2 separate regions of the Homo sapiens genome follow, and region 1 is linked to region 2. A link is an interaction called in ENCODE POLR2A ChIA-PET data of the cell type or tissue named here. Cell type or tissue: A673. All regions are shown on one strand. Links, peaks and the distances in the headings refer to the core of each region. The heading gives the core; the rest is flanking DNA.

Region 1 (15,959 bases), core at 8,532-11,031, 450 kb before region 2:
AAGTGGGGGTAAAGTGAAGTCAGGAGTAGTTTTAATTTTCCATTTCTAGAATTAATGATTTCCTAAAAGATGTAGTTAATACCAAATTTCCCATTAAGGCTTCTCATTAATCAGCAGGATTTTGAGACAGGTGATTGGACAGTGAATTTAATTACCTGGTGAAAATACCTGAAGTGATTAAAATCAGAGTATGCTCTCCATATACCTGGGCTCTCCTGAATGTCTTTACGGTATTACTGTTTTGTAGGATACTTCCCTCAGAAGAGTGAACAGTACAAGAGCCTTTTTCTTGGGCCTTCTGAATTAATAATATTTTTTGTTTTAAATGAAATATCAACTGTTTTCAGAAATTACATTCTTGGTTGTCCCAACATATCACCAAACTGTTAATTGCTACATTAGGTGGGATTGTGGAGGGGGAGAGAGGAACATTAAGAAATTCTAGGCCAGGCGCAGTGGCTCATGCCTGTAATCCCAGCACTTTGGGAGGCCAAGGCGGGCGGATCACAAGGTGAAGAGATGGAGACTATCCTGGCCAACATGGTGAAACCCTGTCTCTACTGAAAATACAAAAGTTAGCTGGGCGTCGTAGCGCGTGCCTGTAGTCCCAGCTACTCGGGAGGCTGAGGCAGGAGAATCACCTGAACCCAGGAGGTGGAGGTTGCAGTGAGCTGAGATCAGGCCACTGCACTCCAGCCTGGCGACAGAGCGAGACTCTGTCTCAAAAAAAGAAAGAAAGAAATTCCGGGCCAGTGCAGTGGCTTATGCCTGTTATCCCAGCACTTCAGGAGATCAAGGTGGGAGGATCACTTGAGCCCAGGAGTTGGAGATCTGCCTGGGCAACATAGCGAGACCCCATCTCTAATTTAAAAAAAGAAAGCCCTATTCAGGAGGTTGTGGCAGGAGGATCACTTGAGGCTGAGAGTTTGAAAACAGCCTGGGCAATGTAGCGAGACCAGCCCATCTCTGAAAATATAAAAGTTAGCCAGGTGTGATGGCACATGCCTTTAGTCCTGGCTGCTCAGGAGACTGAGATGGGAGGATACTTGAGCCCAGGAATTTGAGGCTGCAGTGAGCTATGATGGTGCCACTGCACTCTAGCCTGGGTCACAGAGCAAGATCGCCATCTCTTAAAGAAGAAGAAGAAAGTCCATTGATTAAAAAAATTTGGGAGGCTGCTTTACGCCATGAGTCCTGAGAACACAGTGGTGAAAAGGTAGAGGGCCCTGCCCTGAGCTCCCTGCTTATCACCTTCCCCAGATCAGTGCTGTCAACTTCACTCTTAGGTTAAGAAGGTCATAGCATCTAGTTCTGTAGACACTATTGCCTCCTCCTCTTTGAAATAGCCAAAGAAGCAAACACCAGGTGTCTCTCTTTCCCCAGGTTACTCTGATGTACTTTCCTCACTGGAAAACAGTGACTTAGTGTTTTTTCCTTTTATGGGAGTTTTTTTTTGTTTTTTTTTTGAGACGGAGTCTCGCTGTCACCCAGGCTGGAGTGCAGTGGCGCGATCTCGGCTCACTGCAGGCTCCGCCCCCCGGGGTTCATGCCAGCCATTCTCCCGCCTCAGCCTCCCGAGTAGCTGGGACTACAGGCGCCTGCCACCTCGCCCTGCTAATTTTTTGTATTTTTAGTAGAGATGGGGTTTCACTGTGTTAGCCAGGATGGTCTTGATCTCCTGACCTTGTGATCCGCCCGCCTCGGCCTCCCAAAGTGCTGGGATTACAGGCGTGAGCCACCGCGCCCGGCCGGGAGTTATTGTTTTGCTTGCTTTTTAAGTCATTGCTGGTTAACTTGGATGGAATTTGGGTTCTTTTTTCTTCTTTTCTTTTCTTTTTTTTTTTTTTTGACACAGTGTCTTGCTGTGTCACCCAGGCTGGAGTGCAGTGGGGGCGATCTCAGCTCACTGCAGCTTCCACCTCCCCGGTTCAAGTGATTCTCTTGCCTCAGCCTCCCAAGTAACTGGGATTACAGGTATCCACCACCACACTCAGCTGTTTTTTTTTTTTTTGAGATACGGTCTTGCTCTGTTGCCCAGGCTGGAGTGCAGTGGAGCTATCTCGGCCCACTGTAACCTTTGCCTCCAGGGTTCAAGCGATTCTCCTGCCTCAGCCTCCCAAGTAGCTGGGATTACAGGTGACTGCCACTGCGCCTGGCTAATTTTTGTATTTTTAGTAGAGACGGGGTTTCACCATCTTGGCCAGGCTGGTCTTGAACTCCTGACCTCGTGATCCACCTGCCTTGGACTCCCAAAGTGCTGGGATTACAGGCGTGAGCCACCACGCCCGGATGTATTTTTAGTAGAGATGGGGTTTCACCATGTTGGCCAGGCTGATCTTGAACTCCTGGCTTCAGGTGATCCATCCACCTCGGCTTCCCAAAGTGCGGGGATTACGGGTGTGAGCCACTGCACTTTTTAATTTTTTAAAGACATGACGTCTTACTATATTATCCAGTCTGGCCTCCAACTCCTGGGCTTAAGCAATCCTCCTTCCTCAGCCTCGCTAGTAGGTGGGATTACAGGCATGAGCCAATGCGCCCAGCTTAAAAACTTACTTAGGAAGGAATGTCTGGGACTAACAGGAGATGTATCTGTCTTCCTTAAAACAGGTTTTGTAGTGAGTCCCTCTTGCTGTGTATCTGCTGCTTCATTGTGGTCCCCTTCCTCTACCTTTTTTTTATGACTGAGCTTTTTTGTACTGTCAGAGTTTAATTTAAGAGAAGGATAGCAGTTGGACTGAACATTCCAGGATGGAGACAATAAAGTTAATTTGTCTCTCACATTCAGAGGTAGAAGTGGCAGGCTTTGTCAGTGTTTCAGCAGGTAAGAAATCTTGACTAGTAGGAATAAGTCAGAATCTCAGGGACTCTTTATACCTGTTCACCCTGTCCTTGGGACCCCGCTCAGATTTCTCCACACCAGAGTGGCCTTCTCTGGCCACCTTCTAAGAGAGACCTCCCCATCTCACCTGTTTCCCCTTCTTACGTAGTTTTATGTTTCCTTAGCAATGGATAGCAGTTGATGTATCAAAATAAAGACTTGCACTGTTCGCTTAATGCCTTCCTCGACCAACAAGCAAGTTCTAGAACAGCAAGTGCTGTGTCTTGTTTCCTACGGACTCCCCTGAGCTGTGGTGCCTGGCACATGATTGGAGATGGGCAGGTCGTTGTTGAGTGAGTGAATGAAGCCATACAAATACGAACCCAGATATTGAGGCCACTTTATTGTTAAATGTTTTATCAACAATTGACACTTCTATCCTATTTTCATGTTGTTATATAATATGACTATATATGTACTCAGACTCCCAAGTAAATATTTGTGCTTACTTTACTCTGACCTAAACTGGTGCCTGGCACCAGAGTAGGCTCACAAAATGCTTTTCTCACAGTGACCGCCTAACAAACCTAGACATTAGCTGAGGTTTATAGAGCACTGTGTCATTCTAAATAGCCTGAAGACATAGTTTCTATTATTCCTGTTTCCAGTTCTCTTTCTAAATCACAGATGATTTAGAATATGGGTTATAAAAACATTTCCAACTCAGGGTACTTTCTATATTTTGTGGGTTTTGCAGGAAATAAGCTAAGTTTTGGAAGCATGTCTTTTTTCTTGCTTGGTGGGGAGATATTTTACCTTTAAAAATTGGCTCTCATTCTTTGAGGCAAAAATATGTTCATGTTTCTAGGATTTCTCTTTAAGAGACTAGTGGTCAGAGTTCGGCAGAGACCACCAAAGTTGTCTGGGGTGTTCGTGCCCATGTGTTTGGCCCTTTCTAGGCTTACTTGACTCCCTGGGGAGGAGTACCTGGGAATACAGTCAGTAAGAGCTTTAAATTAGGCCAGGCTAAAAAGTTTGATTTTTTCCGTAGGAGGAGTATTTGAAGACTTCTGAGCGGAGGAGTCGCATGTCAGAGCTGTCCTTCAGAAAGATAAATCAGGCAGTGCTGTTAAGATGGATTGAAGTGGAAAAGAGGTGGGATAGAGACACAGATTAGTAACGGGCCAGGCAAAGATGGTAAGCCATCAAGAGGCTGAAGCAGTGGGAGTGGAGCACAGGGGCAGGAGGGGAAAGGGATGGAAGGGAGGCTTGAGTCTGTGCTGCAGGAGAGCTGGGAGGGACTGCCAGCAGGTTTGGAAAGGAAAGGGGTGCTGAGGCTTGCTTTACACTGGTGGAATCTGAAAGGATTGAACCCTCAGAGCGCTGCAGTGCGTAGAGCTTTCTAGGAACTGGGGTACATTCAGGGAAAGGGAATAAGGAGTGGATCCTCGACTTGAGAGAAGAACCACAAAAGAACCAGTTGAGGGTTCAGAAGGGGGCGTGACTGGGTGTGGCAGATGTGGAGCTGGGTTGGTGAGAGCAGGATGAGGGGCTGTTGCTGGCTCCTGAGTGTAGGGTAGGCCCGTAAGTTGCACTCCACTCAGGGGCTGAGAACCTGTGTGCATAGCAAGGCACACAAGACATTCACTTTTTTTTTTTTTTCTTAAGAGACAGAGTCTCACTGTTGCCCAGGCTGACATACAGTGGCTCGCTGCTGCCTTCAACTCCTGGGCTCAACCAGTCCTCCTGTCTTAGCCTCTGGAGTAGCTAGGACTACAGGTATGCACCACCATGCCAATTTTTTTAAAAAATATTTTGAGGCCGGGCGCCGTGGCTCGAGCCTGTAATCCTAGCACTTTGGGAGACTGAGGCGGGCGGGTCGCGAGGTCAGGAGATCGAGACCATCCTGGCTAACATCGTGAAACACCGTCTCTACTAAAAATACAAAAAAAATTAGCCAGGCGTGGTGGCGGGCGTCTATAGTCCCAGCTACTTGGGAGGCTGAGGCAGGAGAATGGTGTGAACCCGGGAGGCGGAGCTTGCAGTGAGCCGAGATGGCGCCACTGCATTCCAGCCTGGGCGACAGAGCAAGATGCCGTCTCAAAAAAAATTTGAGAGGCAGGATCTTGCTATGTTGCCTAGGCTGGTCTGAAACTCCTGGCCTCAAGTGATCGCCCCCTGGTATTACAGGCGTGAGCCACCACGCCTGGCTCCTAACGTTTGGCATCTCTTTTTATATATTCAACCACAATATGTTGATTTTTTTTTTTCCAGTAAAGTGAATGTCTCTTTATTTATTTTTTTTGAGACGGAGTTTCGCTCTTGTTGCCCAGGCTGGAGTGCAATGGCGCTATCTTGGCTCACCGCAATCTCTGCCTCCTGGGTTCAAGCATTTCTCCTGCCTCAGCCTCCCGAGTAGCTGGGATTACAAGCATGCGCTACCATGCCCGGCTGATTTCGTATTTTTAGTAGACATGGGGTTTCTCCGTGTTGGTCAGGCTGGTCTCAAACTCCTGACCTCAAGTGATCCACCCACCTCAGCCTCCCAAAGTGCTGGGATTATAGGCGTGAGCCGCTGTGCCCGGCCGAATGCCTGTTTAACAGACATTCAGTCTACTGCCAAAATAAAGTAAAGGCTTGTCCTCATGGTAGCCTGCAAGACTGTTTGCATCTTCATGTGAAGTTGTATGGCTTGCTTTTCTGCATTTGTTCTGTCCTCCTCTAGGTGTGAGTAGTGAGGTTTCCTCTTTGGCCAATATTTTTTTAAATTAAATTTAATTAATTAGTTAATTTTTGAGACACAGTCTTGCTGTGTCGCCCAGGCTGGAGTGCAGTGGTATCCCAGGTTCAAGCGATTCTCCTGCCTCAGCCTCCTGAGTAGCTGGGATTACAGGTGTGTGCCACCATGCCCTGCTAATTTTTTTTTTTTTTTTTCTTTGAGATGGAGTTTTACTCTTGTTGCCCAGGCTGGAGTGCAATGGTGCAATCTCGGCTCACTGCAACCTCCGCCTCCCGGGTTCAAGCGATTCTCCTGCCTCAGCCTCCCGAGTAGCTGGAATTACAGGCATGCACCACCACGCCTGGCTAATTTTGTATTTTTAGTAGAGATATGGTTTCTCCATGTTGGTCAGGCTGGTCTCAAACTCCCGACCTCAGGTGATCCACACGTCTCGGCCTCCCAAAGTGCTGGGAATTGCAGGCATGAGCCTCCGCGCCTGGCGCCTTGCTAATTTTTGTATTTTTAGTAGAGACGGGGTTTCACCATCTTGGTCAGGCTGGTCTCAAACTCCTGACCTTGTGATCCGCCCGCCTTGGCCTCCCAAAGTGCTGGGATTACAGGCGTAAGCCACCGCGCCTGGCCGGCCAGTATGTTTTTGAGAAAAATACATGGTGCCACGAAGTTGAAGGCAGCCTTCCCCTGAGGATTATAAAATCCAAACCCAACTGAAGACTAGATTGAATTAACCCCTCATCCCCACACAGTAGTGGCTCAGACAAAGAGGTGTACCCAATTCTGGTTTTATTGAATATCATCTGATAATTCAATAAAAAATTATGAGATACACAAAAAAGCGATTTCTTGTTAAGAGAGAAATAAATGGAAGCCAACTTAGAGATGACCCAGATATTGGAACTGCCAGAGACTTTAAATGACTGTGATGGATGTGGTAAAAGATTGAGTGAGAAAGGTATACAGCATGCATTATATGTGAAAAGATCGAGAATTTCAGGAGGCAGAAACTCTAGAAAAAGTTAAATTGAAATGTTAGAGATTCTTTAAAAACATTATAGATGAATAATTTTCTCAGTGAGTTTGTCAGCAGATAGGAAAGAATCAGTGAAACTGAAGATAGGTCAATAGAAATCCAAAATGAAACAAGCAGAAGAAAATAAACCAGAACAAAAATAGCATTTAGGCTGGGCGCGGTGGCTCACCCTTGTAATCCCAGCACTTTGGGGAGGCCGAGGTGGGCAGATCACCTGAGGTCGGGAGTTCGAGACCAGCCTGACCAACATGGAGAAACCCCGTCTCTACTAAAAATAAAAAAAATTAGCAGGGTGTGATGGCACATGCCTGGAATCCCAGCTACTCGAGAGGTTGAGGCAGGAGAATCGCTTGAACCTGGGAGGCGGAGGTTGTGGTGAGCCAAGATCCCGCCATTGCACTCCAGCCTGGGCAACAAGAGAGAAACTCCATCTGGAAAAAAAAAAAAAATTAGCTGGGTGTGGTGGCGGGCACCTGTAATCCCAGCTACTCAGGCTGAGGCAGGACAATCACTTGAACCTGGGAGGCGGAGATTGCAGTGAGCTGAGATTGTGCCATTGTACTTCAGCCTATGTACAGAGCGAGACTCCATCTCAAACAAAAAAAAAGTGTTGAGTAGTTGTGAGACTATAGCAAACTGTCAAATATACAGATAATTGGAGCCCTAGGAAGAAAACGGGGCAGAAGAAATATTCAAAGAGCTAATGGTTGAGAATTTTTTCATTAGTAAAAGACAACAAACCAGAGGTCTGTGAAGTTCAGAGGACTCCAAGCACCATAAATATAAACAAAAAACCCTCAACACCTAGGCACATTATAGTCAAACTGCTGAAAGTCAAAGAGAAAGTTTTGAATGTAGCCAGAAAAAAAGTATTTCATACAGGCCAGGCATGGTGGGTCATACCTGTAATCCCAGCACTTTGGGAGACTGAGTGGCAGACTCACTTGAGCCCAGGAGTTTGAGAGCAGCCTGGGCAACATAGCGAGACTTCATCTCTACAAAAAAAAAATTATCCAGGTGCTCTGGCGGTGCCTGTGGTCTCAGCTACTCAGGAGACTGAAGTGGGAGGATCGCTTGAGCCTGGGAGGTTGAGGCTGCAGTGAGCCAAGATTGTGCCACTGCACTGTAGCCTGGGTGATAGAATGAGACCTAGTCCCACAAAAGACTTCCTCAGACAAAAGTTGTGGGGTTTGTTGCCAGTAGATCTGCCCTGTGAGATGGAGGAAGTTCTTCAGGCAGAAGTGTATCCCATCACACTGCAGTTATCTTCTGGTGCTATATCTAGTTTAATATAAATCAGACCAGGCAAATGAAGAGATATATACAGCAAGGCCTAGCAGAGTCTCAAGCACACATCCTCCAAGCCCTCTCCCCATGGAGTCTCTCCTGACAAATCGGGGTCAATGAGCTTCTAACCAGGAAGCTCCCCTGAGCCTTGGTGTTGAGAGTTTTTATTGGGGCTTTGTTACTTGGGCACAATTGATAGAGCACAATCTCTAGCCCCTCTCCCACCCCAGTCAGAATGGTTTCAAACCCCAACCGTCTAATGTCATGGTTTGTCTTTCTGGTGACCAGCCTCTATCTTGAGTCAGCTCATCTCAGCAAAAACATGGAGGCTCATGAATAACAAAGACATGCCTATCACTCCGGAACATCCAATAGTTTTTGAAGCTCCTTCTGAGGAACTGGGAACAAAGACCCAGAAGGAGTCTTCAAAAAACATGTAGAAGTAAAATGCTAGACAGTTGTGTTACAAAGAGTGAAAGGGAAGGAATATCGTGACCCTTAACACAGGGATTAGGAGTGCTAACCTGCTGTGCAGTCAAAATTCTTCTATCACTTGACTCCCAAAACATGAACTACTAATAGCCTGCTATTGACTGGAAGCCTTACCGATAGCAGTCAAAAGACAGTTTTTATGTTTTATATATTATATATTTTTGTGATCAAGCTAGAGAAAATATTAAGAAAATCATAAGGGAGAGAAAAATGTATTTACTATTTAATGAGTGGAAGTGGATCCCTCATAAAGGTCTTCCTTCTCATTTTCAGGTTGAGGCTGAGGAGGAGAAAGAGATGGGATTGGTCTTGCTGTCTTGGATGGAGGTGGTGGAAGGGGAGGTAGGAGAGACAGGCATACTTGGTGGAACTTTACTGAAATACATAATTTCTGACTTCTTTCTTTTTCGTTTTATTTTTTCTTTTTCTTTTTTTTTTTTTTTTTGCCTGGGCTGGAGTGCAATGGCTCAGTCTTGGCTCACTGCAGCCTCCGCCTCCTGGGTTCAAGCGGTTTTCCTGCTTCAGCCTCCCAAGTAGCTGGGATTACAGGCGCCCGCCACCATGCCCGGCTAATTTTTTTTATTTTTAGTAGAGACAGAGTTTCACTGTGTTGGCCAGGGTGGTCTGGAACACCTGATCTCGTGGTCTGCCCGCTTTGGCCTCCCAAAGTGCTGGGAGTACAGGCCTGAGCCACCGCACCCGGCCTGCTTTTTCATTTCTCTAAAAAAGTTTCTGTATGATAGCAACCTTCTGTTGTATGCTTTAGTTTTAGTTCCTGTGCCATAAAAGCTCTGTGTCCTAAAGAAGTCAAGTGCAGTCTTGGGGAATGGGGACCTTCTGCCAGATTGCCCAGTGTCCACGTGTTTTTGGCACTGCTTCTTTCTCATCGTTTGGCACCACGTTGGAAGTACTGACATCTGTCAAGGTGTGTTCTGTTAATTCCTCTGGTGTGGTGTCTAATAGCTCTTGAATTTCTCTAAGATCCACATGTTGAAGTCCTTACCCACCCCCCTACCCTTTTAAAAGCATATGCACAGTCTTTTCATGATTTCCTCGTCTGGCTCTCGTAAATCCTGTGAGGTCAGGCGCAGCATCTGGACGTCGTCCTCTCCAGCAGGAGTTGATTGTTTCAGGCTCATGGCCTTCACAGCTTTTTCTGTAACAACCTTGGCATCTTCAGCAGGATAATCCTTCCAGACTTAAACAATGTTCTGTCTATTGGGATTCTCTTCCATAGCATTGACAATTCTTTCCATAGAGTACTGTGTGTTATGAGCCTTAAAGGTCCTTATGACCCCCTAATCTAGAGGCTGAAGGAGAGGTGCTGTGTTTGGGGGTAAGTAGACCACTTCATTGCCGTCAGTATTGAACTCATGGGGTTCTGAGTGGCCAGGGGCCTTGTCCAATATCTAAAGAACTTTAAAAGGCAATCCCTTACTGGCAAAGTGTACTTCCTGACTGCAGACAAAGAACATCGATGGAACCAGTCCAGAAAAAGGGATTTTGTTGTCCCAGTCTTGTTCCACAACCAAGAGACTGGCAACTGGTGTTTATCTCTTCCCCTTCAAGGCTCAGGGGTTAGCAGCTTTGTAGATAAGAGCAGTCCTGATCATAAACCCGGCTGCATTTGCACAAAGCAGTAGAGTTGGCCTCTCCCTGCCTGCCTTCAGTGCTGGGGCTCACTTTTCTTCCTTACTAATAAGTGTCCTTTGTGGCAGTTTTTTCCAGAATAGGGCACTTTTGTCTGCATTAAAAACCTATTCAGGAAGATTTTCTTTTCCTCAATGATTTTCTTCATGGCATCTGGGAACCCTGGTGCCTCTTGGTTGGCAGAAACTGCTTCTCCTGTTATCTTAACATTTTTTAAGCCAACCCTCTTTCTAAACTGATCAAGCCACCCTTTTGCTGGCATTAAATTCTCTAGCTTTAAGTCCTTCACTTTCAGCTAGAACCAGTGGCTCATTCCTATAATCTGAGCACTTTGGGAGGCCAAGGGAGGAGGATTGCTTGAGACCAGGAGTTGAAGACCAGCCTGGGCCACATAGTGAGACCCTCTCTCCATAAAGAAACAAAAAATTTAGTCACGTGCAGTGTGGCACATGCCTGAATCCTTGCTACTTAGGGGGCTGAGGCAAGAGGATGGCTGTGCCTAGGAGTTCAAGGTTTCAGTGAGCTGTTCAAGGCTGTCACCCACTTGGGTGACAGTGAGACTCTGATTGATTGATTGATTGATTTTGAGATGGAGTCTCACTTTGTCTCACAGCCTGGAGTGCAGTGGCATGATCTCTGCTCACTGCAACCTCCGTCTCCTGGGTTCAAGCGATCCTTCTGCCTCAGCCTCCCGAGTAGCTGGGATTACAGGTGCCAGCCACCACGCCTGGCTAATTTTTTTGTTTTTAGCAGAGATGGAGTTTCACCACGTTGGCCTGGCTGGTTTCGAACTCCTGAGCTTAGGTGATCCGCCTGCCTTGGCCTCCCAAACTGCTGAGATTACAGACATGAGCCACTGCACCCGGCTAAATCTTACTCCTTCTATGTGTATTGGCATTCCTCTGTAAAGAAGAGCTTCGCTTTTCCTCTTTTTTTTTTTAATTTATATGTTACCATGTGCTTGTGTGTTCTTTTTTTAGATCCAGTAAGGTATATTCCATTACCATTGTTCGTCATGTTGACCCTCAGATTGTCCTAAATTTGGCCAGCAGACTTCCTTCAAGCTGGTGTGTTTTTGACATGTTCTTTTTAGTTTTGGAGCCCTTCCTTTCTGCCATAGCAAGAGGGTTCCTGTGCCAGACCTTGAGGGAGTGATTTCTCAGAGGAACCCTGAAGCTCCTTTTAAAGGGAACCGTTTTTATAAAACCAAGATTTGGGCTTTGTGTGTGGAGAGGTCGTTGCTTCCAGACCTTTCAGTTGACAAGAGATAGGAGATATACGTGTGTGTGTGTGTGTGTGTGTGTGTGTGTGTGTGTGTGTGTGTGTGTATGGACTTACACACAAATGATTCTACAGCGGAATAAATGTATAGAGAATTTCCATTGTCTCCAAATTCAGATTGAACCCCAGGGGGCCATTCCTTGCTTTCAGATAGTCCGTGTTGTGCCTCCCTTCTCCAGTGTGAGCCTTGCTCCCCAAATAACCATATCTTCGCTTATTTCGCTCTGGCATACATATCCATATTAATATTTTAAGCATTATTATTATTATTTTTATTTTATTTTATTATTATTTTTTTTGAGACGGAGTCTCGCACTGTCACCCAGGCTGGAGTGCAGTGGCACGATCTCGGCTCACTGCAAGCTCCGCCTCCTGGGTTCACGCCATTCTCCTGCCTCAGCCTCCTGAGTAGCTGGGACTACAGGCGCCCGCCATCCCACCTGGCTAATTTTTTGTATTTTTAGTAGAGACGGGGTTTCACTGAGTTAGCTAGGATGGTCTCAATCTCCTGACCTCGTGATCCGCCCGCCTTGGCCTCCCAAAGTGCTGGGATTACAGGCGTGAGCCACCGCACCCGGCCTACTTTAAGCATTATTATGCCACCAATATGACGCTTAAATTTCAGAACTCTATTTGCCCTTAGAATGTACCCCCACGTTTGTACAGTTAGAGTATTCTAAATTAACGTGATGTCTTTAGACCTTTTTTTGGTTGGTTGGTTGTGTTTTACAGGTATTGTTATCTTTTTATTGATACTGAACTCTAATTTTTGTTTGAAAGAAGGCATTTCTAGTTTGTTTTTATCCTGTTTATTAGTATGATCATATATAGTTGAAGATTATGATACAGAGTTGTCATTAAGTTCAGTATTATTTCACATTCTAGTTGTTCAGTGTGTTTTTGAATTAAAGAATTATTTGGAAGGGAGTTTACTTTGTTTCTTACAAGCCCCCAGGCCTTTAGGCAAAACTCTTGGGGCTGGATGTTTTCCGGAATATAGACTTTTTCAGGGTTGAGAAAGATGCAGTGAGTATGTTACATGTGCACCACACTTACGGCAAGGCTTTAATCAGATACCCCAAAGTTTGTAGTAAACATAAGACTGCTCACCCTGAATGTGAGAAAGTCTGCCTAATGCCGTGTGTCCTATTCTGGTTTGGGTATCTCAGAATTGTAGATAACCAGTGGTGCACTTATGTGTTTCCCATCTTAGGATTATGTTGATAGAGAAGAAATCATCCCCCACAAGTATACCTGTACTTGATTAGAAATATTAATGCAGCTTGTAGAGAAATTCTCTAGGTATGTCTCAAGGATTCAGTTTCTAGATTTTGAAAAATGCTGAAATAAAAGTATAAGTACTAGGATATGTGCAAAGAAGTCATATTAATATTTAATATTGCTAAATTAGCTGTATAGAGTCAGTTGATTTTATCAAGAGCCTTGAAAAAGTGCCCATCTTTTTCTTTTTTTTTTTTTTGGAGACGGAGTCTCACTCTGCCATCGAGGCTGGAGTGCAGTGATGCAATCTTGGCTCACTGCAACCTCCCTGTCTCAGGATCAATTGATTGTCCTGCCTCAGCCTCTCAAGTAGCTGGGACTACAGGTGCATGCCACCGTGCCCGGCTAATTTTTTTATTTTTTAAATTTATTTTTATTTTATTTTAATTTTTTTTTGAGATGGAGTCTTGCTCTGTCACCCAGGCTGGAGTGCAGTGACGCAATCTCAGCTCACTGCAAGCTCTGCCTCCCGAGGTCACGCCATTCTCCTGCCTCACCCTCCCAAGTAGCTGGGACTACAGGCACCCGCCACCACGCCCAGCTAATTTTTTGTATTTTTAGTAGAGACGGGGTTTCATCGAGTTAGCCAGGATGGTCTCGATCTCCTGACCTCGTGATCCGCCCGCCTCGGCCTCCCAAAGTGCTCGGATTACAGGAATGAGCCACCGCACCCGGCCAGTAATTTTTGTATTTTTAGTGGAGAGGGTTTCACCATGTTGGCCAGGCTGGTCTCGAACTCATGACCTCAGGTGATCCACCCGCCTCGGCCTCCCAAAGCACTGGGAGGTGCGAGCCCAGCTCCTGATGTTCTTTAAGGGTAGTGCTACTGGTTTAGGGTTACATTATTGTGGGACTGGTAGTCCTGTCCTTAGTGTGGGGTTCTATGAGCTGGATAGTCAGAAAAAGAGCATACATTTGGGTCATCTTGTTTTTAGCCAGAAATGGGTCCAGACAACTCTCCATGTGAATCCAGGCTAAGGTGATTTGATAGCACTTTTAGCATCCTTACTCCAATCTTGAGTCATGATTTGAGCCACAGGGCAATCTAGGCATTAAAATAGAGCAGCTGGGTGCGGTGCCTTGTGCCTGCAATCCCAGCACCGTGGAAGGCCGACCTGCAAGGATCGTTTGAGCCCAGGAGTTAAAGACCAGCCTGCGCAGTATGGCAAGACCCCATGTCTACAAATATATATATATTTTTTAATTAGCTGGGCATGGTGGCACACACCTGTGGTCCCAGCTACTCAGGAGGCTGAGGCAGGAGGATCACCTTAGCCCAGGAAGTCGAAGCTGCAGTGAGCCATGATTGTGCCACTGTACTCCAGACTGGCTGACAGAGGGTGACCCTGTCTCAAAAAAATAATTAATAATGATAAAATAGAGCAGATTATGTATAATTTTTTTTAGTAGTATTTCTCTTCCTACCTGTCCCTTGATCTGGAAAGTACTTGAAAAGATTTATATTTAGTGGTTGAGATAATTGTGACAGTTGAAGAGTTCTCAACTGGGGTCAGTATTGCCTCTCGGGATGCCAGGTGGCTGTTACAGCTGGGGAAAGGAGCACTACTGGCATGCTGCCAGATATCCTCCTGGGGACACACACACACCCCTGCCTAAAATGTTCATTGTGCTGAGGTTGAGACCCATGCTTTGAAACTTGATTTGGTGGCACTTTTCGGGTATGCTCATAGGACCCTGCCCCGGAGCGAGGCTTCGCTTCCTGAAGTCTGGGGTAGTTTGCATCATTCACTGTTTACTCCTGTGTGCCTTTTCACACCCAACTTTTTTTCTGAGGTGAAATTCACATAACATAAACCATTTTAAAGTGAATGATTCGGTGCCGTTTAGTACATTTACAATGTGTTGCAACCACCGTCTCTAGCTAATTCCATGACATTTTCATCACCTCAAAAGGAAACCCTGTACCCATTAAATAATTGTCCACTGCACACACATGTGCATGCACACGCAGACACATGCAGCCCCTGGCAACCACTGCATTCTGTCTCTTTGGATTTGTGTGTTCCGGATATTTCATGTAAATGGGGTTGTATATATGTGGCTTTTTGTGTATGGCATCTGTCACTTAGCATATTTGTGAGGTTTGTCTGTGTTCTAGCAGAGACAGGACCAGGACTTCTTTTTTTTTTTTTTTTGAGATGGAGTCTCACTCTGTCACCCCGCCCAGGCTGGAGTGCAGGGGTGCAACCTTGGCTCACTGCAAGCCCTACCTCCTGGGTTCATGGCATTCTCCTGCCTCAGCCTCCAGAGTAGCTGGGACTACAGACGCCCGCCACCATGCCCGGCTAATTTTTTGTATTTTTAGTAGAGATGGGGTTTCACCGTGTTAGCCAGGATGGTCTCAATCTGCTGACCTTGTGATCTGCCCGCCTTGGCCTCCCAGAGTGCTGGGATTACAGGCGTGAGCCACCGTGCCTGGCAATTTTTGTATTTTTAATAGAGACGAGGTGGCCAGGTTGGTCTTGAACTCCTGACCTCAGGTGATCCACCCGCCTCACCTTCCCAAAGTGCTGGGATTACAGGCGTGAGCCACCACGCTCGGCCTCCTTTATCTTTATAGCTGAATAATATTCAATTGTTTGGATAGACCACATTTTATTCATCCATTCATGCTCAGTGGGTATTTGGGCTGTCTCCACCTTCTGGCTGCTGAGTACTGCTGCTAAGAACATAATGTGTACATGCATTGAATCCCTGCTTTCAGTTCTTTTGGGAATATACCTAGGAGTAGAATTGCTGGGTTATGGGGTAATTCTGTGTTTAATTTTTTGAGGAACTGCCAAACTGTTTTCCTTCCACACTCATTTTTACTGCCGGAAAAGTACGTGCTTGCTTGTACATAAGCAGCATAATTGCAAAACGAAACTACTTTAAGTAAATGAATTAGAATTCACAGTTCAACTGGGAGATATTTCAGTTTGTTGATTCATCTACTGACTCCAGACTAGATGTGTGCATGTGAGTTTGCAGACTCACAAGACACTGAATTAATAGGCAGGTGGTGACCTGTGAAGCCTCCACAAGTGGTCTTTTCACATAGTTTAATTTGAGGGAGCGATTACAGAAGCATCTTTAAATGTTCTGAAATCAGGCCAGGCTCAGTGGCTCAGGCCTGTAATCCCAACACTTTCGGAGGCTGAAACAGGCGGATTACCTGAGGTCAGGAGTTTGAGACCAGCCTGGCCAACATAGTGAAACCCCATCTCTACTAATAAATAATAAAAGGCATGGCGTGTGCCTGTAATCCCAGCTACTCAGGAGGCTGAGGCAGGAAAATCGCTGGAACCTGGGATGCAGAGGTTGCAGTGAGCCAAGATCATGCCACTGCACTCCAGCCAGGGTGACAGAGTGAGAATCTG
Region 2 (15,763 bases), core at 696-3,195:
CAGCTACTCGGGAGGCTGAGGCAGGAGAATGGCGTGAACCCGGGAGACGGAGATTGCAGTGAGCTGAGATCGCGCCACTGCACTCCAGGCTGGTCGACAGAGCGAGACTCCATCTCAAAAAAAAAAAAAAGTTAAAACAATGAGGCTGGGTGCGGTGGCTTACACTTGTAATCCCAGTATGTTGAGAGGCAGAGGCAGAGGCGGGCTGATCACCTGACATCAGGAGTTCGACAGCAGCCTGGGCAATGTGGTAAAACTCTGTCTCTATTCAAAATACAAAATGAGCCAGGCGTGGTGCTGGCATGCGCCTGTATGCTACTCGGGAGGCTGAGGCAGGAGATTGGCTTGAATCCAGAAGGCAGAAGTTGCAGTGGGCTGAGATCACACCAGTGTACTCCAGCGTGGGCGACAGTGTGTGACTGTGTCTCAACAACAACAAAAAGTTTTAATAATGAGTGATTTCTGATGACATAGCAGGTGAAATAGGAACTTACAGAAAGGAAGGGGAATGTTTTGGAGCGAACGGATGGTTTATGCAAGTGTAGCAAAATCTTGGTGATTACTGAATCTGGTCATTATGCTAGTCCCTCTGCTTGTGTACATTAAGTTTTTCCTAAAAGGTTGAGGGGGTGGGTATTTTGCAGAAGGCACTCTTTGGTGCTTTACAAAGATCTTCAGGGTAGGCTTAGGAGGTTTGACTTTCCCATTTTACTCAGGGAACTGTAGTTAAGAAAGGAGACATACTTGGCCGGGCACGGTGGCTCACGCCTGTAATCCCAGCACTTTGTGAGGCTGAGGCGGGTGGATCACGAGGTCAGGAGATCGAGACCATCCTGGCTAACATGGTGAAACACCATCTCTACTAAAAATACAAAAAGTAGCCAGGTGCGGTGGCGGGCACCTGTAGTCCCAGCTACTTGTGAGGCTGAGGCAGGAGAATGGCATGAACCTGGGAGGTGGAGCTTGCAATGAGCTGAGATCGCACCACTGCACTCCAGCTTGGGCGACACAGTGAGACTCTGTTTCAAAAAAAAGAAAGAAAGAAAGGAGACAGACTTTGCACAAAGCATACAGGTCACAGGTAGTACAGTTAGGTCACAGGTAGTAGGCCACTTTGTCCTCGGTAGCCGAATTTTGTGTTTTTGTTCCTTTTTTTTTTTGGATACAATCTCACTCTGTTGCTCAGGCTGGAGTGAAGTGGCGCGATCTTGGCTCACTGAAAGCTCCAATTCCCGGGTTCACACCATTCTCCTGCCTCAGCCTCCTGAGTAGCTGAGACTACAGGTGACTACCACCATGCCCAGCTCATTTTTTTGTATTTTTGGTAGAGACAGGGTTTCACCGTGTTAGCCAGGATGGTCTTGATCTCCTGACCTGGTGATCCGCCTGCCTCAGCCTCCCAAAGTGCTCAGATTACAGGCATGAGCCACCGCGCCTGGCCTTGTGGTTTTTTTTCTTGTATTTTTTAGTACAGACAGGGTTTCTCCATGTTGGTCAGACTAGTCTCGAACTTCCGACCTCAGGTGACCTGCCTGCCTTGGCCTCCCAAAGTGCTGGGATTACAGGCGAGACACCGTGCCCTGCCTTGGTAGCTGAATTTAATGCTCAAAGAGACGGCCCCCCTTTTCTACTCCTTAAACTCTGGCATTGTTCACTAGCTTCTGAAATCCTCTGTGGTTCTTGCAGGCACTTCCAGGTTGGCTTAAAGGGTTACCCTAGGCCAGCAGTCAGCTCAGTCAGGGTGGTGACCAAGGACCCTGAACAAGGTGTTTGGTTCCCCGGGCCGACATCAGGACTGGAGTCCAGCCTCCCTGCAGATTCCACAGGTGCTTCCCTCACCCGTGTCCACATTTATCCTTCAGCATCCTGCCTGGAAGTCCTCTGCTGTGCCACCCAGATAGGATTCTCCTAGGCCTTCCCTCCCCCCAGGCGAGTGTGCAGCTGGGTTCTTCCTGAGCCAGCGCCGCAACCACGCGGAGCCGGAGTGTGTGTCTCACACTGACAGCAGGTTCTGATTCATTCTTTTTTCAGTGCCAGGTGGAGCTCAACAGGAAAGTCCTAGCGGATCTGGCCATCTACGAGCCAAAGACTTTCAAATCTTTGGCTGCCTTGGCCAGTAGGAGGCGACACGAAGGATTTGCTGCTGCCTTGGGGGATGGGAAGGAACCTGAAGGCATTTTTTCCAGAGTGGTGCAGTACCACTGAGGACTGTTGCTGTATTGATTAGGAAAAGAGACAGAGTAATTTGCAGTTTGTTTGATTTATACTTTTGTTTATCTACAACCCAATAACAGACATGAGGGATGGCCCTGTCTCTCTGGGACAGAGCCTCACAGATGATGTCCATGTTTTGTGTGAATGAAACTCAAACACTCTTCAGTTTTTAGAGTCATTTTCTGGTATCGAGCGACCACACCGAGGAGCACACCCTGCTTCCAAGGCTGCTGCCTTCTGCACACAGTGGGGGATCCCCACCCACCCTGGCTCCCCTCAAGGGCTGCGTGCACAGTGCCCGCTTTCCAGTTACCTGACCCACCCTGAGTCCCTATTCCATTTTGCTCGGGGCTGACCTCAGACATGCCCTGTGGCTCAGCTCTGCCACTACTCAGAACACCAGCCTCAGCTTCCCTATGTCCCCCAGATTCAGCAGCCCAGCAGGGATTGGGGGAAATGCTCCCACATCAGGTGGGTGGTGGCCTGGTCCCTGCAGACTGGACTGGCTTTTCAGCCATCTCCAGGAAGCAACACCTAGCAGACAACTGTCCCTTAACCCCAAGGGTGATGCACACTTCTCCCCTGGTCTTTCTGCCCCCCGATGCCCCTACATTTACACAGCAGTGCGCAGACCCTTGCCGCAACCTGCTTGTCTTGCTGACCCTGCTGTAGGAGCGCCTAAACTGAGTGCCCGTCTCCCCTCCAAAGGCAGCTGGCTTGAATCCTGTGGGAACGTGCCCTTCACCCTTTGCCAGCAGTTGCTGGGGAGTCTTTCCGGCCCCTTTCTCAGACTCACCACCTACCTCCAACCTGCGCAGAACAATCAGCGTCCTGACCACTTGCTAGAGATGGCTTCAGGCCGACCACTCCATCCTCACTGCAGGCCTTCATTCCTTCTGGCTTCCATCACTGCATGGCCCCCTAAGAGGTCCCCCTCCTGGCCCTTGTCACTGTGCCTCATGACAGCCACTACGCCCTAAGCCTTTGGAGGCCAGGGACAAAGTCTCGTTCACTGTCCTTTCCGCTGCATGAGTGCAGTGTCTGGCCAGGTGCACGGGGCACTCAGTGCCTGTCAGCCCTTGGTAAACAGTCCTGGACAACAGGGTCAAGGACAGAGCCCTGGGCGGCCACATTCGGTGCGTGCTCCTGTGTTGTGGCAAAGCTGCCTTTTCTGCGTTTCATGTCAGTGAAGGAAGACAGGGATGTGGCAGAGCCCTGCGGGTTGCTCCCATCACTCACTCGGTTTGTGCCATAGTCCTCCTGTTCCCAGGCGGTCCCAGGGCCTGCCCCTGATGGGCTGGAGGCACCACCAACCTCCCACTCCTCTGGCAGTCACAGCTCAGGGAATGGGCAAGCAGCACCAATGAGAAACCAGCTGTGTGGTGGGGTTTCCAGAGAAGAGGAAATTCCTTCTTTCCTGGAGAGCGTGCAGCTGTAACTCACAGACGAGACATCCCTGAGCTACCAGCCTGGGGAAAGAGGACATGAGTAAAGCTGTAACCATACCGTGTTACCCATAACAGGCGGTGAGGAGAGTGGGTTTTGGTTGGCACTGTTTGAGCTGCAGTATCAAGTCATGGCAGAGCTAGTGGACAGCTGACCTGGGGGTGGGGGTGAGGAGCAATGGTGGCTTCTGAATTTGAGCCCGTCTGAGCTGGGCAGTTACTGGCAGCTCAGTGTGTGAACCTGCAACCACTCAGGCCTCTGCTGCCCTTCCCTCTTCCTGCCTCACCGTTCCCTGCCCCACGCAGGCTTCCCCACCATCCTCACCCGTGGTCCTGTACTAGTCCTGGCAAAGGTTCCGGTAACTGCAGCAACAGATACCTCCTGCCCCTCCTGCACAGCTGTGGTCGATCGCAGGACAGCCGCAGGTGATGAAAAACCGTGAACCCAGGACGGGCAGGGCGTGAGACCGCCTGCGGGAGGATCAGCGATGTCAAGACGTTACAAACGCACGAACCCCCTCGCCGTCTCCCTGGCGTTTGTGAGGTCCTGTCCAAGCTCCTTCACACGTAGATCACCGGGCCTCGCTCCCCCGACTCCTTCCGTGGGCCTGAACCTTGAGGTACTTAGGCCTCCCCACGCTGGAGGGGCTCTGTAGGGACGTCGAGGCCACGTTTCCAGTCATCCCTCCACCCGTCTCTCCCCAGGGGCTGAGTGTTGAAGGCAAGACTTTGCAGGAGTCTGGCGTTAATACGCATCCCCAAAGTCTGGAGTCGATAAGGACTGAAGACACGACGCCGACGGCGGCCGGGGGACACCGGGCATGCGCGTCTCATCCAGGGGGAGGCCGAGCGGAGCCTCTGACCCTGCCCCGCGCCCAGGGTTCAGCAGTGGGGGTCGTCCCGCCCCAGATCCCACCGAGATGGCCCCCCTTGACCCACAGGCCTTTCGAGACGCGAGCTTCCGCGATCCGGGGTCTCTGTGCGAACGTGGGCATCTTGGAAGAGTCCCAGCCCCGCTCGGGGCGCACAGGCAGGCGCTCTCAGCACGGCACCCGCGCCTCCGCTAGGGACAGACATGCTTCCGGGTCGGCCGGCACCGCGGAGTCCCCTGGGTAACGAGCCCGCCCCACCCGCGCCAGGTTCCGGCGTCGGCGTTAGGCGCGTTGCTGACGGGCAGGTTATGTAGCCAATTGCGGCTAGGCGGCGTCGCGCTGGTCGCGGGCCGAACCAATGGCACGCGACGGGGCGGGGCGGTGGCGGCCGTGGAGCTTCGCGAGGAGCCGCCCTGAGGGAAGAAGCCGAAGGGGAGTCGGCGGCACAAAATGGCGGCGGCGGCGGCGGCGGCTGGTGCTGCAGGGTCGGCAGCTCCCGCGGCAGCGGCCGGCGCCCCGGGATCTGGGGGCGCACCCTCAGGGTCGCAGGGGGTGCTGATCGGGGACAGGCTGTACTCCGGGGTGCTCATCACCTTGGAGAACTGCCTCCTGCCTGACGACAAGCTCCGTTTCACGCCGTCCATGTCGAGCGGCCTCGACACCGACACAGAGACCGACCTCCGCGTGGTGGGCTGCGAGCTCATCCAGGCGGCCGGTATCCTGCTCCGCCTGCCGCAGGTGAGGGCGCGGCCGCGAGCCTCCGGCCCAGGTAACCGCTGGGGCGGCAGCCGCCTTTGTTGGCGGCGAGTCGGGCCCGCACCGCCCCCGCCTAGACCCCGACCCCAGCCCCTGCCCCGACCCCAGCCTCGGCGCCATTCCCTAGCCAGCCCATGCCCCTGACCCGGGGCCTCCCCGCCCGCCAGTGCGCTGGATCCCGAGACGGCGGGACGCGAAGAGCCTTTGTGGACGTGGGAAGCGTTTCAGTGTTTGGTTCTGCGTGGGGAGTCCCACGTTACTCGATGACTTTCGGCCGCGAAGGCTTTGAATGGTGCGTTTGAAAATACGGAAACTTTCTTCTACTCTAGGTGGCCATGGCTACCGGGCAGGTGTTGTTCCAGCGGTTCTTTTATACCAAGTCCTTCGTGAAGCACTCCATGGAGGTAAGGCTTCCTCCTGCACTTCATTCCCAGCGAAGTATGTTGAGGGTAAAACGGTTTGTTACTTTGCCCGGTTACTAAGGGAGTGAGTACTTGCCCCCCAGTCTGAGCTCTGTGCCGGAGGGTTCTGTTTCTTGACTTTTTTTTTCCCCTGGGTGCACCTCCCTTTTGGTCTGAATAGCCCTCAAGCCTTTGGCGGCCGTCAGGACGCCGTGGCTGGGGACAAACATGGGCGTGTTGCAATGCTTCCGCTTCAGCATGTGTCAATGGCCTGTGTCCACCTGGCTTCCAAGATAGAAGAGGCCCCAAGACGCATACGGGACGTCATCAATGTGTTTCACCGCCTTCGACAGCTGAGAGACAAAAAGTGAGTCAGTCAGAGCTGTCTAGTCTATCATAGATGCCTATTTTCTTTATTTCTGATTAAGTTACAGTAAGGCTTGTATAACACAATACAGGCCTGAGGCTCTAAACCTGTGGGATATTCATGAGCGCAGTCTCAAGCTCCACCAACAGAGCCTGCTCAGAGGCATCAGTAGATGCGGTTTAGTAAGGGCAGGGGCTCCAGTGAGGACAGTGCGCTGTGGCGGGTCGCGCTGGGGCTGGCTTCCTGCTTTACCCATGTCAGTGCACGGCCCTGCTGCTGCTTCTGTCCCACAAGTTTCTGAGTGCTCTGGAGCAGGGAATCTTAATCTCAGCACTATTGACATTCAGGCTGGATAATCTTTTTTTTCCTCCTGAGACAGGTTTCCTGTTGTCCAGGGCAGAGTGCGGTGGTATGATCATGGCTCACTACAGCCTCAACCTCCTAGGCTCAAGAGTTTCTCCTGCCTCAGCCTCCTGAGTAGCTGGGACTATAGGAGCACGCCAACCATGCCAGCTAATTTTTATTTTTTATTTGGTAAAGATGGGGTCATGCTGTGTTGCCCAGGCTGGTCTCAAATTCCTGGGCTCCAAGGATTTGCTGGCCTTAGCCTCCCAAAGCACTGGGATTACAGATTTCAGCCACCGCATCTGGCTGGGTAATCTTTAGTTGTAGGGGATTCTCCTGTGTGCTGCAGGATTCAGCAACATCCCTGGTCTCGACTCACTGGATGACAGGAGTACCCCACCTTAGATGTGACAGCCAGAAATTCTCTCATACCAGATGTGGGAGCTCACACCTGTCATCTCAGCACTTGGGAGACTGAAAAAGGAGGTTTGCTTGAGGCCAGGAGATTGAGGCTGCAGTGAGCTGTGATGTCACCACTGCACTCCAGCCTGGACAACAGGGTGAGGCCCTGTTTCCAAAAAAAACGAAAGTCTGTTGATGTTGCTTCATGGCCCTGGAATAGTAAAATTTCTCCAGCAGAGAACCGCTGCCTCTGACCTTAGCCCAGGGTTTATGCACCTGAAGTTAATTGAAGTCCTTTAGAAAACACAGCCTCTGGCCGGGCTGGCCTGTAATCCCAGCACGTTGGGAGGCCTAGGCAGGTGGATCACCTAAGGTCAGGAGTTCGAGACCAGCCTAACCAATATGGTGAAACCCTGTCCCTATTAAGAACACAAAAATTGGCCAGGTGCAGTGGCTCACGCCTGTAATCCCAGCACTTTGGGAGGCCGAGGCGGGTGGATCACGAGGTCAGGAGATCGAGACCATCCTGGCTAACACGGTGAAACCCCGTCTACTAAAAATACAAAAAAGTTAGCCAGGCGTGGTGGCGGGTGCCTGTGGTCCCAGCTACTTGGGAGGCTGAGGCAGGAGAATGGCGTGAACCCGGGAGGTGGAGCTTGCAGTGAGCTGAGATCGGGCCACTGCACTCCAGCCTGGGCGACAGAGCAAGACTCCGTCTCAAAAAAAAATAAAAAAAAAATTAGCCGGGTGTGGTTGCGGGTGCCTGTAATCCCAGCTATTCGGGAGGGTGAGGCAGGAGAATCGCTGGAACCGGGGAGTTAGAGGTGCAGTGAGCTGAGATTGTGCCATTGCACTCCAGCCTGGGCAACAAAAGTGAAACTCTGTCTCAAAAAAAAAAAAAAAAAAAAAAAAAACAGCCTTGCCGAGCGCAGTGGCTCACGCCTATAGTCCCAGCACTTTGGGAGGCCAAGGCGGGTGGATCATCTGAGGTCGGGAGTTCGAGACCAGCCTGACCAACATGTAGAAACCCCATCTCTACTACAAATATAAAATTAGCTGGTCGTGGTGGTGCATGCCTGTAATACCAGCTACTTGGGAGGCTGAGGCAGGAGAATTGCTTGAACCTGGGAGGTGGAGGTTATAGTGAGCCAAGAGCGCGCCACTGCACTCCAGCCTGGGCAACAGAGTGAGACTCCATCTCAAAAAAAGAAAAAACATGGCCTCATCGGCCTCCCAAAGTGCTGGGGTTACAGGTGTGAGCCACTGCACCCAGCCCTTTTTTTTTTTTTTTTTTTCTGAGACGGACTCTCACTGTGTCTCACCGTGTCACCCAGGCTGGAGTGCAGTGATGCGATCTCGGCTCACTGAAACCTCCGCCTCCTGGGTTCAAGTGAATCTCCTGCCTCAGCCTCCTGAGTAGCTGGGATTACAAGCACCCGCCACCACGCCCGGCTAATTTTTGCATTTTTTTAGTAGAGACAGGGTTTCACCATGTTGGTCAGACTGGTCTTGAACTCCTGAGCTCAGGCAGTCTGCCTGCCTCGCCTCCCAAAGTGCTGGGATTACAGGCAGAGCCACTGCACCTGGCCCATCTGTATTTAAATAATTGTGCTTTCATTGGTTCTGTGGTTATTGAACTGTGAATATGTACCTTCCTATCGTGAGTCACATAAAGTGCTTTAGCATTTGTGCCACGAGATCCTAAAACTTGCTATGTTCGGTCTATGCTTGTGCACCAGAAGCTGTTGATCTATAAGGAAAAGCAGGGAGGGATCGTTGGGAAGGGATGAGGAGGTTGGCACTGGGCTGTGGGGAGCGGTGTGCAGTTTTGTTCATCAGAGGATGTGGACTTCATAGCGATGTTGTGTTGTGGGGTTTGTGTTAGGTGCTCATAGTTGGAGGTAACGACGGGATCTCAGAAGCCTTGCTCTGCTTGACTGTGGTGCAGACCCTGTGCTCTCTCTCTGGCAGGAAGCCCGTGCCTCTACTACTGGATCAAGATTATGTTAATTTAAAGAACCAAATTATAAAGGCGGAAAGACGAGTTCTCAAAGAGTTGGGTTTCTGCGTCCATGTGAAGCATCCTCATAAGGTGGGTGTGCGGCTCCTGCCCTGCGAGCCCGCCTAGGCCGCTGCTCCTGCCTGGCCGCCTCTCTCCACCTCAGTGCAGTTGAAGGCTCTGAAGAGGACTGAGTGCATCCCTGACTTGGCTTTCCAGTTTCTATTTATAATCTCAAGAATAGTTCCTGACGTATTCGTCTTCTAGTGTCAGCTGTTTATTTTAGTAACACATTTTTAAGTGTTTTGGAAATGGTATTATTTAAGTTTGGGCTTTCAAAAATAGTGGTGAGTTTATAAATGTTGAATTTTAGTTTATGTTTTCCTTTCTCTACAGTTAATTTTTTTTTGTTTTCTTTTTTTTTGAGATGGAGTTTCGCTCTATCGCCAGGCTGGAGTGCAGTGGCATGGTGGCAGTGGCAGTGGAGGCACAACCTCCACCTCCCGGCTTCAAGCCATTCTCCTGCCTCAGCCTCCTGAGTAGCTGGCACTACAGGCACGTGCCACCACGCCGAGCTGATTTTTGTATTTTTAGTAGAGACGGGGTTTCACCATGTTGGCCAGAATGGTCTTCATCTCTTGCCCTCGTGATCCTCCCACCTTGGCCTCCCAAAGTGCTGGGATTACAGGCATAAGCCACTGTGCCTGGCCTTTTTTTTTTTTTTTTTTTTTTTTCTTGAGACGGAGTCTTACTCTGTCATGCAGGCTGGAGTGCAGTGGTGCAATCTTGGCTCACTGCAACCTCTGCCTCCCAGGTTCAAGTGATTCTTGTGCCTCAGCCTCCCAAGTAGCTGGGATTACAGGCATGCGCCACCACACCTGGGTAATTTTTGTATCTTTAGTAGAGATGGGGTTTCGTCATGTTGGCCGGGCTGGTCTCAAACTCCTGATCTCAGGTGATGCACCTGCCTCGGCCTCCCAAAGTTCTGGGATTACAAGTGTGAGCCACTGCACCCAGCCTCAACAGTTAATTTTCTACATTTGCTTTAGTGATAGCTTTACTTTCTCTTATGGAGAAATTAGGGGAATTCTGGCCCCTTTAGTCTGAAATGACTGGCGAGTTTTGCGGCATGTACTGACTGAGGACCATGGCCGTGACACGGTCCCTCACTCCCAGCGTTGTGGGTGCCTTCTGTGTCACATGGAAACAAAGCACTTGTTTTCCCAAAAAATTGTTTCCATCTTTGGTTCCATCTCCTTTTTATTGGTGGGTTTCCTCATCTGCTTGTTCGGCTTTCTGCCATCTGTTCAAATTATCCACAAATTGCCCACCACAGATTGAAGTGCTTTTTTTTTTTTTTTGGAGACGGAATCTCGCTCTGTTGTCCAGGCTGGAGTGCAATGGCGCAACCTCAGCTCATGCAGCCTCCGCCTCCTGGTTTCAAGCGATTCTCCTGCCTCAGCCTCCTGAGTACCTGGGATTACAGGCGTGCACCACCATGCCTGACTAATTTTGTATTTTTAGTAGAGACTGGGTTTCTCCATATTGGTCAGGCTGTTCTCGAACTCCTGACCTCAGGTGATCTGCCCGCCTCAGCCTCCCAAAGTGCTGGGATTATAGGCATGAGCCAGTGTGCCTGGCCTGAAGTGTTCTTCTCTGTTTGCTGAAAGTATGTTCATATTGTGTTTTGGTGAGTTGTTAACTGGGATACAGAGACGTGTAGGACAGGCCAACCTCACTGGTGGAAAGGCATTGAAGACTAGAATGAAACCAGCCCCATGAAGAACGAGGCCTGTGCCGTGGGTTGTGTGGCTGGGCTCACGGGCATGCGTCCTGCCTGGCTGCCAAGGCAGACAGCAGGTGCAATCGCAAAGCTCCCTCCAGCTGAGCCGTCCGCCAGACGTGTGGCCAGGAGCCACTCCTGGGATCTAGCTTGAGGCTCTTGTTTGCTGCATGGACACCCACAAGATCTGAATTCTGGGCTCTTAAGGTTCTTGGTAATAACTGCCTGACCCGTATCTTCCAGATAATCGTTATGTACCTTCAGGTGTTAGAGTGTGAGCGTAACCAACACCTGGTCCAGACCTCATGGTGAGTTGAGCTTCCTTGTTTTATGAGACCAGCAAGGGCAGTGCAGGAATGTGTTGACTTGAGGCACTTGGGCAGTGGGTAGGCAGCCCAGTGACTTGGTTGTGGGCTGGAGTTGTCCGAGTGCCCAGTGCTCCTGCTGTATAAATTCCAATCAGACTCCCAAAATGGGCACTGGCAGTCACGGTAGGTGGCCCGTCCCCTCCCTGCAAGCCTGGACTTCCTGTGTCCCCCACCCTGAAGAGAGCAGTCAGTGGGCTTCCTCTGGGAGCTGTTGACTTGGCGCAGGGGGACCTTTTCCTGGGGAGGGTGGAGGGACAGGCTAGTGCAGACTTGGTCTGTTTCTCCACTGACATTGCATCCCATGGGAGAGGGGCAGAGAAGGTTCTGGGGCCGATTTTAGCAATGCATGTGCTAGAAAGGAACCCTAAAGTGCAATGTAGTATTTGGGGGATTCTGGGGATTCTGGTGAATTTTTTCCCATGGAGTTAAGTCTGTAAGGGTCATATTTTTGCTGACTGAATTGTCTGGTGCTATGACATGTTTAATAGAGAACCTATTTTGACTTTTCTTTTCTGTACTCTTTCAATCAAAGGGTAGCCTCTGAGGGTAAGTGACTAAGACTTCTCCTCTGCTGTCCAAGCGCTTTGGTGCAGGGACAGCGGCATCTTCAGCCAATCCAGTGCAGGCTCTCCACCGAAGGCTGGCTCTAGACTGGTGGTACGCACATAGCATAGCCATGGCCGACTCCTGCTGTGGTTCTCTGACGATTGTGCTTCTTGTTAATCCTCTGTCGTGCTTTGGTAATCGTATTGATTAGAGTTGGTAACTGTCTTGACTTGAATTTTGTCCCTTTAAAACTGCTGTACCTGTATGATAAAGATGCAGTACCTTTCTCTTAAAAAAAAATGCTATGGAAAGCTGTGAGAATTGAAGAGACAAATTGGCTGTGTCAGTGTGGGGTTATGTCATGATTTCTAGAAGCCCTGAAGTTGCTCTTTTGAGCAGCTTTGCATGACACGCTCTGGTAAAAGGTGTGCATCTTTAAATTATTTCATGGATACTTTGAAAAATATTGTATCACTTCAAATACAGCAATAAGTTTATATGTTCTCAAGATTTCATTTGTTTTTAAGAATTTTAAGTTCGTGGATTAATATCACTACTTGAATACTGACAGTTGTTGATTAGACACCGAAAGGTTACTGATTGTTGAATGTATCTGTGTTAGAGCTGTGCACTGGCACGCTTGCATCAGGGGCTGGGGCCACACGGCCGCCACACAGATTCCCCCGTGATGCCTGGAGCTGCTTCCAGAGCCGGGTGTCTCCAAGAGGCACCTGTAGGACTTCCCATTTAGAAATCTCTTGAGTGGGTTTGTATGTTACCTTCTCCAAGGTTTATTTAGGACAGAGATATTGCTGGAAGGTCATGGGTCAGATTCCCTCACAACCCACCTCGTCTGCGGGTGCAGCCCCACTCCAAGGCTCCCCGTTATTGGGGTATGTGAGGAGCAGTAAATATAAAACCAGTTCAACTGTCCTCATGGAATCACCCTTTCTGTTTTTGCAGTATTCATAAAGCTAGTGTAAGGTCTGGTTTTAGTCTATTAAATCTTAGAGATCTAAAGGAAATGCTCAAAATGTAGCCAGGTTTTAAATGCTTTAACTTTTAAAAAATGTAAATTTTTGTATGTTTATAGCTTCTAAATATGAAAGTTAAAGAATGTACTGTGATGAAATGTTCAGTATTATGTTGCTTCTCAGTATCATGTTGCTTCTCAGTATTGTGTTGCTTCTGATTCTATGAATGTTCATTTTAAGACCCCTTGTTGAAATGGGACAGTTGGCAGCGGCTCTGATGAGCCCGAGAAGAGGCCTGCCCTTGGGTGCGGAGTCTCCCTCCGCACGATGCTCCCACGCGTCCAACTTGCACCCAAGGGGCTTTTCCCTCTTCCAAGTGGACTCCTTCAAGGAAGCTGCAGCTCGGTCAGCAGAGAAGGGGCCTGCCGCCAGCGCCCTGGAGGAAGAGGAAGAGGAACCCAAGAGGATGGCTTGTCTCCCAGCAGCCACACCGGCTTTGTGCTCAGCCAGTTCATTTGAGTTTGCATGTTTCTCTGCACTATGGATTTTGAGCATTTAGATTTCTTTAATCAAAAGCGTTTTAGTGACTCCAGTAGACATTTTCTTTCTGAGGCATCGTGCTTTGCATGAGAGCAGGCCAAGGTTGAGGGGAAAAGTAAAGTTAAAGTCGGTTCTCTTTCATAGCAACACGTATTGTCTGACATTCAGCCAGCTTTTTTTTTTTCTAATAATTTCTGTGCCTTTCTGTCCTGTATTTACTGTATTTAGAAAAAGCAGCTAGAATATTTCTCCATTAACTCTTGAGATTCACAGGACTGTCTAGCTCTGAGTCCTAGCAATAGACTCCTTAGAGGAGTAGTACGTTTATCTAGATTTTCTCTAGATAATGCAGGCGGAAGACCTGGGTTCCCGGGTGGGGCATTGCAGTTCTTCCTGTGTTTGGCTTCCAGGAATTACATGAACGACAGCCTTCGCACCGACGTCTTCGTGCGGTTCCAGCCAGAGAGCATCGCCTGTGCCTGCATTTATCTTGCTGCCCGGACGCTGGAGGTCAGTGTGTTGCTACTATGGAGAGATTCTAGTCTGATTTTTTTTTCTCCAGCCTCCAGTAAACTTTACTGTGTTATTCTTCAAATTACTCTAATCTGGGCCAAAGCATTTTCGTGACCAACAGGCTGTTTTTTAATTGTCCTGAGTCTTGCTGGCCGTGAAGTTGAGGAAAGTGTAATGATGATAGTGTTTGTTTTTACAGATCCCTTTGCCCAATCGTCCCCATTGGTTTCTTTTGTTTGGAGCAACTGAAGAAGAAATTCAGGAAATCTGCTTAAAGATCTTGCAGCTTTATGCTCGGAAAAAGGTTCTTCGGCATTTTTTCATGTAACGTATGCGTTTGTGTTTGGCCAGAAACACCTGGTTCTGAACGGACACCTTCTGGCTTTTGCAGGTTGATCTCACACACCTGGAGGGTGAAGTGGAAAAAAGAAAGCACGCTATCGAAGAGGCAAAGGCCCAAGCCCGGGGCCTGTTGCCTGGGGGCACACAGGTGCTGGATGGTACCTCGGGGTTCTCTCCTGCCCCCAAGCTGGGTGAGTCTGTTAGAGTGCAGGAATCCACTCCCCACAAAGGCAAAGACTGGTGACTCTCCCCCGCCTCCATTCTGGGGTATGTGCTCCTTCCAGACATTTTTTTTTTTTTTTTTTTTGAGACAGGGTCTCTGTCACCCAGGCTGGAGTATGGTGGTGTGATCGCAGCTCACTGCAGCTTCCAACTCCTGGATTCAAGTGATCCTCCCACCTCAGCTTTCTGCATAGCTAGGACTACAGGCACATGCCACCATGCTTGGCTAATTCTTTTTGTTTGAGACAGAGTCTTGCTCCAGCCCAGGCTGGAGTGCAGTGGCGCAATTTCCTCTCACTGCAAGCTCCGCCTCCTGAGTTCACACCATTCTCCTGCCTCAGCCTCCTGAGTAGCTGGGACTGCAGGTGGCCGCCACCACGCCTGGCTAATTTTTTGAATTTTTAGTAGAGACGGGGTTTCACCAGGTTAGCCAGGATGGTCTCGATCTCCTGACCTCGTGATCTGCCCACCTCAGCCTCCCAAAGTGCTGGGATTACAGGCGTGAGCCACCGTGCCCAGCTGTGCTTAGCTAATTCTTTATCTTTTTAGTTGAGTCTGGGTCTTGCTATGTTGGCCGGGCTGCTCTTGAATTTCCTGGCCTCAAGTGATTGTCCTGCCTCAGCGTCCCAGAGTGCTAGGAGCATAGGCACCTGGCCTTTCTGTTGATTAGCAGGGAGTATGACAGGTTGTCTGAAATGCTTTTGTTTATCCTGCTGCCCAGGTAGCTTGTCATCTGATGAAGGTGTTATAGTGTGGGGCCATAGATGATACACGTCATCAGACCTAGAGTTCAGTGTGATGCAAAGGGCCTGTCTGCAGTTCTTTTTTTTGAGATGGAGTCTCGCTCTGTCGTCCAGGCTGGAGTGCAGTGGTGCGATCTCAGCTCATTGCAAGCTCCACCTCCCGGGTTCATGCCATTCTCCTGCCTCAGCCTCCTGAGTAGCTGGGACTACAGGTGGCCGCCACCACGCCTGGCTAATTTTTTGTATTTTTAGTAGATATGGTGTTTCACCGTGTTAGCCAGGATGGTCTCAATCTGGCTTCGTGATCCACCCGCCTCGGCCTCCCAAAGTGCTGGGATTACAGGCATGAGCCACTGCACCCGGCCTGCATTTCTTTTTTTGAGACAGAGTTTCTGTCTTGTTACCCAGGCTGGAGTGCAATGGCGCTGTCTCAGCTCACTGTAACCTCTGCCTCCCGGGTTCAAGCGATTCTCCTGCCTCAGCCTCCCAAGTAGCTGGGATTGCAGGTACCCGCCACCACACTGAGCTAATTTTGTATTTTTAGTAGAGATGGGGTTTCTCCATTTTGGTCAGACTGGTCTTGAACTCCTGATCTCAGTTGATCTGCCCGCCTTGGCCTCCCAAAGTGCTGGGATTACAGGTGGGAGCCACTATACCCAGCTTTTTTTTTTTTTTTTTTTTTTCTGAGACGGAGTCTTACTCTGTTGCCCAGCCTGGAGTGCAGTGGCGCTATCTGGGATCACTGCAAGCTCCGCCTACCAGATTCTGGTGATTCTTGTGCCTCAGCCTCCCAAGTAGCTGGGATTGCAGGCGCCCACCACCACGCTCAGGTAATTTGTGTGTGAGTGTGTGTCTATGTATATATATATATAGAGAGAGAGAGAGAGAGACACACACTCACATGTTTTGGGGTTTTTTTGTTTTGTTTTGT

The links. Peaks named below come from ENCODE experiments on the same cell type or tissue, not always from the same donor. Only the 100,000 strongest peaks of a DNase experiment are listed, where the experiment ranks them.
Region 1: POLR2A ChIA-PET joins it to region 2 with 5 read pairs; 2 of 35 experiments call an interaction of 5 or more read pairs at or near these places.

What each region holds. Positions count from the first base shown.
Region 1 is chr1:1,841,211-1,857,169 of GRCh38, reverse strand. The region is part of intron 1 of GNB1 (G protein subunit beta 1); the gene reads left to right. Among named protein-coding and RNA genes, the nearest start is that of GNB1, 42 kb to the left of the region's middle. RefSeq lists enhancers at 4,587-5,399, 5,574-6,074, 9,141-9,380, 15,589-15,648. In A673, for the core only: no CTCF peak of the experiment used is centred there; a DNase peak (open chromatin) is centred at 9,849; H3K27ac peaks cover 2,099 bases.
Region 2 is chr1:1,388,525-1,404,287 of GRCh38, reverse strand. MRPL20 (mitochondrial ribosomal protein L20) reads left to right here. Exons shown (of 4, transcript NM_017971.4): 4 at 2,032-2,379. The coding sequence ends at 2,205. It overlaps MRPL20-AS1 (MRPL20 antisense RNA 1), which reads right to left and starts at 4,758. Exons shown (of 3, transcript NR_015434.1): 1 at 4,599-4,758; 2 at 3,985-4,130; 3 at 2,242-3,683. CCNL2 (cyclin L2) reads left to right here and starts at 4,953. Exons shown (of 11, transcript NM_030937.6): 1 at 4,953-5,269; 2 at 5,617-5,691; 3 at 5,946-6,055; 4 at 8,774-8,894; 5 at 10,828-10,892; 6 at 13,423-13,522; 7 at 13,725-13,829; 8 at 13,917-14,058. The coding sequence starts at 4,982. RefSeq lists enhancers at 3,472-4,015, 10,826-11,326 and silencers at 4,401-4,460, 4,751-4,990, 5,061-5,240. In A673, for the core only: CTCF peaks have their summits at 1,916 and 2,119 (motif pointing right); a DNase peak (open chromatin) is centred at 2,127; H3K27ac peaks cover 261 bases.